Regions from separate parts of the Homo sapiens genome. Here region 1 is linked to region 2. Evidence: chromatin loops called from intact Hi-C (ENCODE). Cell type or tissue: transverse colon. All regions are shown on one strand. Each heading gives the region's core, and the rest is flanking DNA. Links, peaks and the distances in the headings are about the cores only. Region 1 overlaps TCF12 (transcription factor 12). Region 2 has its middle 6.2 kb from the start of LINC01413.

Region 1 (2,500 bases), core at 1-2,500, 160 kb before region 2:
TCGTCCCCTGAGTTGCTGGGATTATATGTGTGAGCCACCACACCCAGCCCCCTAAATGTCATTTTTAGAGAGAAGAAAAATACAGTATCTGAAATGAAAAATACACTGGATGATATTAACTGCAGCTTATTCACTTCAGAAGAAAAAAAATCAGTGAATTTGTAGGCATAGAAACAGAAACTATCCAAAATGAAGATCAGAGGACCTCCAGCTTCTATCTAGGGTGTGGAAAACTATAAAGAATGCTGCTTTTGGCCAGGCACGGTGGCTCACGCCTGTAATCTCAGCACGTTGAGAGGCCAAGGAGGACAGATCATGAGATCAAGAGATCGAGACCAGCCTGGCCAACATGGTGAAACCCTGTCTCTACTAAAAATACAAAAATTAGCTGGGTGTGGTGGCGCATGCATGTAGTCCCAGCTCCTTGGGAGGCTGAGGCAGGAGAATCGTTTGAACCCAGGAGGTGGAGGTTGCAGTGAGCCGAGATCATGCCACTGTGCCACTGCACTCCACCCTGGCGACAATGAGACTCTGTCTCAAAAAAAAAAAAAGCCTGATAAACTACAAACTTTTAACTTTTTTGAACCCTTCAAAGAGGCCCAAGCACACAGTTTCTGTAAGTACTGAGGCTGAACTAAAACAGCAGAGAACTACCTCCGTCACAAGCCTAAGGAGTACTAAGCAATAGCAGTCTGCCACTGGGGCAGGGGCAAAAGCTTGAGGACAGACCCACTCTCAAGCACAGGTTTATAGCATCTGTTATAAGCTGAGGATGAAATACTAACAGAAAAGTTTTACAGCACCCCAGCCACGTGCTAAACACTAGGCACAACAGGTGATCACTAGAGGGAGTGGAAGCCTCTGGTAAACTCAGAGTCATCACAGCAACAGTCACACCAAGCTAAACTCCTAACTGATTGTCTGAATTTCTCACTCTAAAGTCCTTATATGGAAAGAGGCATACCCACTTCCAGGCCTAAATATACTACTGTTCTACCCACAGTATCCTGCATCCATCAAAATTATAAGTCACACACATAAGCAAGAGAAAAACAAAACAAATACTTTCAAGAGGCAAAACAGTTAACAAAACAAGACTCAGAGGTGGCCCTGTTATTGGAACTATCGAGGCAAAACAGTTAACAAAACAAGGCTCAGAGGTGGCCCTGTTATTGGAACTATCAGACAAAGATTTGAAAATAGCTCTGGCTAAGATATTGAAAGGATCTAGTGGGAAACATAGCATGCATGAATTAATGGGGAATTTAGCTGATAGATGGAAATAATGAGTCAAGTTGAAATGGTAGTAATAAAAAAAAAAACAGAGGTAAATAATTCCTTTGTGGTCATCAGTAGACAACCCAGTTGCTGAAGAAATGGGTGAACTTGAATATAGGCCAGTATAAATTATCCAAACTAAAACACAAAGAGAAAAAAAATGAAAAAAGATCAGAGCTGCAGGACAGTATCAGTCTAATATGTGTATGCTTAAAGTTTCAGAATGAGAGGGATAAATAATAATGCAGAAGAAATATTTGAAGAGATAATGGCCAAGAATTTCCCAAAAGCAATGAAAGACATCAAACCATAGATGCAAGACTTAAGAAACAACAAGAACTCCCCTCCACACACACACACACACCACACATATTCCCTTAGACATATTTAAAGTGCTGAAAACCAAAGATGAGAAAATCTTGAAGACAACCAGAGGCAGAAAAAAAAACACATCATGTATAGAACAACAAAGATAAACTACAGCAGACTTCTCTTCAGAAACTTTGCAGGCAAGATGATAGTGATATCTCTAATGTATTACAATTTTTAAAACTGTGTCAACCCGGAATTATTTATCTGTTGAAAATATTTTCTTAAAAAAGAGGATAAAGACTTCTAGATATATGAAAATCTGAGAAAATCCATTCCCAGCAGACTACAATAACTGCTGGAGTAAGTTCTTCAAGCAGGGGGAATGTCACTCCAGACAGAAACTTGGATCTGCACCAAGACTCCGCAAACTTTTTTCATAGAGAGCCAGATATTACATATTTTAGGCTTTGTGGGTCAGACAGTTTCTGTCACAACTACTCAACTCTGCCATTGTAGCACAAAAGCAACTATGAACAGTACATAAACAAGTGAGCATGGCTGTTTTCCAGTAAAACTTTATTTACAAAAACAGGAAGCAGGCCATGAGTCATAGTGTGCCAACCCATGATCTATACAAAGAAATGAGAGCTCCAGAAATGGTAATAATGAAAGTAAATATAAAAGACATACGTTTCATCCTTTTAAATTACACTGTGAAATAACTGTCTAAAGCAAAATTAGTACATTATATTGTCGGTTTTATAAAATATGTAACAGTAATCTAAAAGATGGGAGGAAGGATTTAACATCTGTTAAAGATGTATATTGTAAACTGAGGGCAATCGCTAAGAAATTAAAAAGAAATGTAACTTATCTACCAATAGTGGCTATTAAATGGAATGCTCAATCT
Region 2 (7,904 bases), core at 2,284-4,783:
TAGGATTTCAACATGTGAATTTGAGGGGGACTCAAATCAGTCCATACACCCACCACCACCTCCACTTCCATTCACAGAAATGATTGCCAGAACTACAGACCTTGAGCTTGTGTGGGGTGACAATCCGACAAGCAACAGTGAGACAGAGCTGAGAGGGCTGCAGACCAGGATGGTGGGACCGAGGTTGCTAACAAAGCGCTGCTGAGACCTGCACAGCATGGAGGTGCTGCTGGGGGAGAGGGGTCCCCGTGAGTGGATCTGCTTGGTCTGCCCTTGCAAATAGTTCTTGTCAACGGGAAGGACTTAGAGCCCCTTGATCTACACTCATGGATACTTTTTTGAACTCAAGGTTTACAGTAGAAACCAGCAGCACCCCATCCCCTAGGGCTCTCTAACCCACTGTGTCTCTACCCTGACCTTACCTACCTTTTTTTTTTTTTTTTTTTTGTGAGACAGAGTCTCGCTCCATCGCCCAGGCTGGAGTGCAGTGGTGCGATCTCCACTCATTGCAAGCTCCGCCTCCCTGGTTCACGCCATTCTCCTTCCTCAGCCTCCCGAGTAGCTGGGACTACAGGTGCCCACCACCACGCCCAGCTAATTTTTTGTATTTTTAGTAGAGACGGGGTTTCACCGTGTTAGCCAGGATGGTCTCGATCTCCCGACTTCGTGATCCACCCGCCTTGGCCTCCCAAAGTGCTGGGATTACAGGCGTGAGCCACCATGCCTGGCCCTTACCTGCCTTTTTTTAACCAAAAATTCTGATCTATGTTCCAATAATTATTCAATAACTGCAGCTCTAGATTCATAAATAGAGTTTATGGGGAACCCCGTGGAGGATGCTGTTCAATGGGGAAATCTTGTACAAACCCGGTCTAGGCTTATCCAGTCCTTGGGTTGAACATTCTTGGAAAGAGGCTAACCTCCCACAGGCCCCCCTACAACACCCCCTACCTCGGCCCCCAACTTTCTTGCCGTGCTCATCTGGCTGGTACCTGCTCAAAGTAGTCATGTTCATTCAAAAAGACTAAGAGGACAAAGTGGGGAAGATGAATCTTTCTGAAAAAGAATTACTTCCTGTATTTCAAAGTGAACTGCAAATTTAAAAATTTTTTTTTACGATAAAATGCTGCTTGCATCATTCAAGCTGGTGCCACCCTCTCTCACTGCAGTGTCAGGTCTCTGTGCCGAGCCCATCGATTATCCTGCTAGTAAAATAGGAAGGAGCTGGAGGATCACTTTTTAATCTTATCCATTTTGGCGGTGATCCTTTTGGCTCTGTCTTAACACCCTAAGACGAGTCCTGGCCCACATTTTTCCTGGGGGTAGAAGAAGAGGGAGACGGGAGACAGTGCAGCTGTGTCATCTCCTTCAAAGCAAACCTCTCTGCGTAGACCTCCAGATGCAGAGCGGGCTTTGGAGGAACACTAAATCCCACCCTGATTGCCATTTAGCCCAGAGTTACTTGCGCAGAATAACAATATCCCCAAAACTACCCTGAACGAGGAGTTTAAACTCGGAGTGAGACGTGCTCATGGCTGCCTTGCCTTTGCTAACAATGTGAACTACAAACTCTTCTCTTGCCCGGTCCTCTTCCCGGAAAGTGCCTGGAACAAGCCGGAAGTCTTTCTGGGGATTTTAGCCATAGAATCTCAAGCCTGCTTTTCGGGATTTGCATCTGCCTTGTTTTTCCCAGTCTCACCTTCCCACCAAAGCCAGGACAATGCTAGTCAAGTTCATAGCCACAGAGTTCTGTGGGCATTCATTCCCTCATCGACCCCCTTTACTCGCAAAACCCAGAACCACGGAGGCTCCCCATAAACGCATCCAGGCCCTCCTGGGAACCTCCAGATGCAGTCTCGCGGGCCCCACTCCCAGTCCTTTCATAGCCTCCCACTGGAGCCTTGGGGTGATGTGTGTGTGTGTGTGTGTGTGTGTGTGTGTGTGTGTGTGTGTGTGTTGATGATGAAGGACACACGAGTGCTGTCCCCTCACTGCCATGGCTTCTCTGAGGTGCTGCCTCCAGCTCTGTGTCCTCTCAGAGCAAACCTCACAAGTAGCTAAACGGTGCCGTAATTGCTTCAGTGCCCCTGTGGTCACACTGTGCTCCACATGCGTCTATGAGGGCCGCTCTCCAGTCCGTGTCCTGCTATCTCACTGAGGCCTGGAGCCTCGACTTGTGCTCTGTACTTCACCAAGACGCTTGTGAAAATGGCCACTAGGCTGTTCTCTGCTGGGGAAAGACTTAGCTCCTGGGGCCATGCTGGGAAACAGGCTCCACACAGCTCTTTCCGCTCCTCACCTCTCTCACCTCTGCTCCCAGGCACCTTCACCCCAAATACACTTTTTTTTTTTTTGAGATAGTCTCACTGTGTCGCCCAGGCTGGAGCACAGTGGCGTGATCTCAGCTCACTGCAATCTCCACCTCCCAGGTTCAAGTGATTCTCTTGCCTCACCCCCCCTGAGTAGCTGGGATCACAGGTGCTCACCACCATGCCTGGCTATTTTTTGCATTTTTAATAGAGACAGGGTTTCGCCATGTTGGCTAGGCTGGTCTTGAACTCCTGACCTCGAGTGATCCACCTGCCTTGGCCTCCCAAAGTGCTGGGATTACAGTGTGAGCCACTGCGCCCAGCCCCAAAACACACTTCTTATTGCTTCCTTTCTTTCCCACACAAAACAGCAAATGTTTTGCTGGAGGCTGATGGCGCAGAAATTATCAGACACAGCTATACCCAGAATCCAGGTTAGGCTTAGTGGGATCCGCCTCCCATCCCGGCAGCTCTTCCTGGAGACACTTCCCCACCTCTGGTGGCCTAGCCGTTCAGTGTGGTCACTGTGGCACCCGTTGGGAAGCTGACACCAGCTGGTGTTGGCATTGCACTCCATCAACAAAACTGAGTCAACTGTCCTTCAACATAATATCACTTATATTGTTTCCACATCATCAATGTCTTAATATTTTACATAACTGATGTGGTGTTTCATCAACTACAATCTCTCTTAAGTGGAGGAAGCCTCACCAAATTAGTAAAATGCAATCTGAATTATATCTTTTAAATGAAACAGTTTTATTATTTCCAGCGCATGTGGAAATTTAGGCGAGATAAGTTTCAGGTGGACAACTCCTTCGGGATCTTTAATGAAGTCATGAAAATGGTTTATCATGAACTTATCAATTACTAGACGGAAATGAAAGCTTTTTGTAGCTTTGGAAAAGCCTGTTCCTTCTCCTCTACAGCGACATCTTGTTTACATCATCATGTGCTCAGCCTACTCTGCCCTCATAATTTCCACCAAAGTAAACGTCAAGCCTGATTCTGCAAAATATCACACATTTCAATTTGCTGCATTTAAGAACATTCTTGATATGTTATCCTTCTTTATCCCAGGCTCTTAAAATGCTTTTTCAAAACACTTGCTTGGACCTGTGGAAATAGGCGGTTCTGATGTTTGCGTTTTGAAGATAAGACGGCAGAAATGTTGAGGCCCTGATTGCATGGCTTGCCTGAGTTCCCAAGGCCTGAGCTCTGCCACTCCCATCTCTAGCCCAGTTCATTGGGCTCAAAGGTGGAAGGAGAGGCTGCTTCGGAAACCCCCGCCGCCAGGTGTAATTACAGTACCAAGAGCCGACCTCTTTGCCACACCAATGGTCCAGTGACCACTGCCCAGCACATGACTCTTGGCCTGGGAACGAGATGACATTCACTGAGTGTGACTGCCACATCTGAGTCAGAGGCGAGGGGGAAAAACAAGCACTTGTTTTCCACATGCATCTCCAAGGCTGCATTTCCAACTTGGCCATGGCCATAGAAGCCAGAACCTTACAGTGTCTTGGCAATTAAATGGTTTTCACACTTCTATTTTTAAAAGCCTTGGAACGAGTAACCTGGGGGATCAGAGTGGTTGGGTGAATGTCTTTCCAGAGCTCCCCACTGTCGGAGGCCCTGTCCTGGCAGCATTCCAAAGCAACTGCGAAACCAAAATGCTACAACAGGGCCTACTCTGCAAACCTGCTCCTCATATGATAAAAACAGAAACACCAGAGGCACCGGGGCCCTTGCAGTCTGTCCTACGTGAGGACAAAGAGTACATTCTGGCCTCCGGTCCCCAGGCAGTAAGATTATGATCCCACTATTTGCATGTGTACATAAAGCTTTCACATATGGGATTGCAGTGCAGGGGTCCCCAGAAAGCCATCTCAGAGAGGGAGGTTGGCACGAAAGAGGTTTCTTTAGGGTGAATTCTTGGGGTCAACACCTGGGAAGATCAGAGCTAATTCTTGGGGTCCACACCTGGGAAGAGGAGGGGAGGCGAGGGGACACGAGGGGAGGAGAAGGGAGGGAAGGGAAGGCGCTGACAGCTGTGGCCTGTCTGTGGGTAGCGCCCAGCAGCTGGGAGAGTAAGTCCTGCCTTCCTGAGGAGCTGAACTGTGGTCGAAGAATCCCTCACAGCATTTCATCTTGCTTTTTAAACGTGCAAACTTTAAAAAAAATTGAGGTGAAATGTACATAATATAAAGTCATAAAATTGACCATTTTTTCTTTTATTTCTTTTATTTATTTATTTGCTTATTTATTTGAGATGGAGTTTTGCTCTTGTTGCCCAGGCTGGAGTGCAATGGCGTGATCTCGGCTCACTGCAACCTCTGCCTCTCGGGTTCAAGCAATTCTCCTGCCTCAGCCTCCCGAGTAGCTGGGATTACAGGTGCCCGCCACCATGCCTCGCTAATTTTTGTATTTTTAGTAGAGACAGGGTTTCATCACATTGGTCAGGCTGGTCTCTAAGTCCTGACCTCAAGTGATCCGCCCACCTTGGCCTCCCAAAGTCCTGGGATTACAGGGGTGAGCCACCGCGTCCGGCCTATTTCTTTTATTTTTTTAAAGAGAAGGTCTTTCTCTGTCGCCCAGACTGGAGTGCAGTGAAGCGATCATAGCTCATTGTAACCTTGACCTCCCAGACTCAAGCGATCCTGCTGCCTCAGACTCCAAGTGGCTAGGACTACAGATGCACCCAGCTAGTTTTTTAAACTTTTCATAGAGATGGGATCTCGATTTGTGGCCCAGGCTGGTCTTGGGCTCTTGGCCTCAAGTGATCCTCTTGCCTTGGCCTAACATTAACCATTTTATTTTATTTTATTTGAGACAGGGTCTTACTCTGTCACCCTGGCTGGAGCACAGTGGCATGATCATCGCTCATCGTAGCCTCAACTTCCCAGGTTCAAGTGATCCTCCTGCCTCAGCCTCCTGAGTAGCTGGGACTATAGATATGCACCACCACCCCCGGCTAATTTTTTAATTTGTTCTAGACATGGGGTCCTACATTGCCCAGGCTGGCCTTGAACTCCTAGGCTCAAGCAATCCTCCCACTTCAGCTTCTCAAAGTGTTGGGATTAGAAGTGTGAGCCACTGCACCTGGCCAAAATTAATCATTTTAAAGTGTACAATTCAGTGGGATTTAATGACATTCATGATGTTGAATGTTAACATTGTGAATTTAGGACATTCCGCTTGTATCACATTTCAAAATATTTTCATCACCCCAAATGAAAATGCTACACCCATTAAGCAGTTACTTCCCCATCCCCTCCTTCCCTGGGGTCCTGGCCAACACGAATCTGCTTTTTGTTTGTATGGATTTGCCTCTTCTGGATATTTCATATACATGGAATCATACAATATGTGACCTTTTCTGGTCAGGCTTATTGCACTCAGCCCCATGTTTTTGAGGCTTATTCGAGCTGTAGCATGTGTAAATACTTCATTCTTTTTTGTGACCGAATAATTGTATGGCGATGTCTCATTTGGTTTATCCATGCATCCACTGATGGGCATTTGGGCTGTAGCATTTCATCTTTTAAAAAAGGAACTCACGGTCAGGCATGGTGGCTCACACCTGTAATCCTAGCACTTTGGGAGGCCAAGGCGGGCAGAATGCCTGAGGTCAAGAGTTCGAGACCAGCCTGGCCCACATGGCAAAACTCCTGTCTCTACTAAAAATAGAAAAATTAGCCAGGCATGGTGTCAGGCGCCTGTAATCCCAGCTACTCGGGAGGCTGAGGCAGGAGAATCGCTGAACCCTGGAGGCAGAGGTTGCAATGAGCTGAGATCGTGTCATTGCACTCCAGCCTAGGCAACAAGAGAGAAACTCTGTCTCAAAAATAAATAAAATAAAATAAAAAAGGAACTCAGTATCCTAAAAATCTTCTGTGTTGCAGACCTACTCATCCTTCCCTCCCGCTAAGCCCTGGCGACCACTGATCTTTTTACTGTCTCCATAGTGTTGTCTTTTCCAGAATGTCATCTAGTTGGAATCATACATTCCGTAGCCTTTTCAGATGGGCTTATTTCACTTGACAATAAGTTTCCTCCACGTCTTGTCATGGCTTGGTAGCTCCTCTTTAGTGCTGAACAATATTTCGTTGCCTGGGTGTACCACAGTTTATATATCCAGTCACCTACATCTTGGTTGCACAAGGACATCTCGGTTGCTTCCAAGTTTCAGCAATCATGAATAAAGTTGCTATAAACATTCATGGGCGGGTTTTTGCATGGATATAAGTTTTTAACCCATTTGAGTAAATACCAAGGAGTGTGATTGCTGGATGGGATGGTAGGAGTATGCTTAGTTTTGTGAGATACTTCCCAACTGTCTTCCACAGTGGCTGCATTCTCATCAGCAATGAATGAGAGCTCCTGTTGCCTCACATCCTCACCAGCACTGGATGTTGTTGGTGTTCTGGATTTTGGCTGTTCTCATAGGTGTGCAGTGGCATTGGTGTTTTAATTTGCATTTCCCTGTAACATATGATGTGGAGCATCTTTTCATGTTTATTTTGCATCTGTATAACTTCTTTGGTGAGGCGTCTATAAAGGTCTCTGGTCCACTGTAAAATCACGTTGTCTGTTTTCTCATTGTTGAGTTTTTGTTTTTGTTTTGAGATGGGGTCTTGCTCTGTCACCCAGGCTGGAGTGCAGTGGCATAATCACAGCTCGCTGCAGACTTGACCTCCTGAGCTCAAGCTATCCTCCCACCTCAGCCTCTCAAGTAACTGGGACTACAGGCATGCGCCACCATGCCTTGCTAATTTTTTATTTTTTGTAGAGATGAGGTCTCCTTCTGTTGCCCGGGCTGGATTCTTGAGTTGTAAGTTCTCTGTATATTTTGGAACTACGGTGTATATTACTATACTGGTGGACACATATTAGAAATGGGTGCAAACCCATAGACTACGCAACACCAAGAGTGAACCCTAATGTAAACTGAGTGACAGTGGACTCTGAGTGATTATAACGTGTCAGTGTAGGTTCACCATTTGCAACAAATGTACCGCTCTGGTGGGAGTGTTAATAATGAGGGCTGCGAAGCATGCATGGGCTCAGGGAGGATGTGGGGAATCTCCGTATTTTCTGCTCAATTTTACTGTGAATTTAAAACTGCTCTAAAAAATAAACTGTATTAAAACAGAAAAAAATAATTTAGGATTAATCAACGTGTAAGTTCCTGGTCATTGAAGTCAGAACCTCACCTCATTTGGAAGCAGGAAATCCCTTCTTTACTCACCGTGTGCATGGGACACACTGACCAAAAGCCCCTGCCCATTGGCCTTCCTGGGCCTGAAGTGGCACTTCATGCTTGCCCTCCACTTGCCTGTCGCCACATGCATGCCAGGGTGGCCTCAGCCCTGCCTTACCCTTTGCAGGCCCAAGTCAGCGGGGTCATCCCCAGAAAGGACTTGGTGTCATTTCTGGAACAAGTCATTTCTGGGGGTGCCCCTGCTGTCACTTCCCTCTGCTCCAGGGAACCCTCTCCTAGGCCCTGCCAGGGTGTGGGACTTCTTGCTGACCCCAGTCCTTGGCTCATCTCCCTCTTTCTTCTCCCAGGGTCGTTGAAGAGGGAGCCTATTC

The links. Hi-C counts contacts between places; a loop is a spot of excess contacts. Peaks named below come from ENCODE experiments on the same cell type or tissue, not always from the same donor. Only the 100,000 strongest peaks of a DNase experiment are listed, where the experiment ranks them.
Region 1: it touches region 2 in a loop (5-fold over the local background); 96 of 110 quality-filtered maps call a loop at or near these places.

The regions. Positions count from the first base shown.
Region 1 is chr15:57,151,232-57,153,731 of GRCh38, forward strand. All of the region lies in intron 5 of TCF12 (transcription factor 12), which reads left to right. Among named protein-coding and RNA genes, the nearest start is that of SNORD13D, 130 kb to the right of the region's middle. In transverse colon, for the core only: no CTCF peak of the experiment used is centred there; no DNase peak of the experiment used is centred there.
Region 2 is chr15:57,308,942-57,316,845 of GRCh38, forward strand. No RefSeq gene overlaps it. Among named protein-coding and RNA genes, the nearest start is that of LINC01413, 6.2 kb to the right of the region's middle. In transverse colon, for the core only: a CTCF peak has its summit at 3,644; a DNase peak (open chromatin) is centred at 3,590; H3K27ac peaks cover 2,300 bases.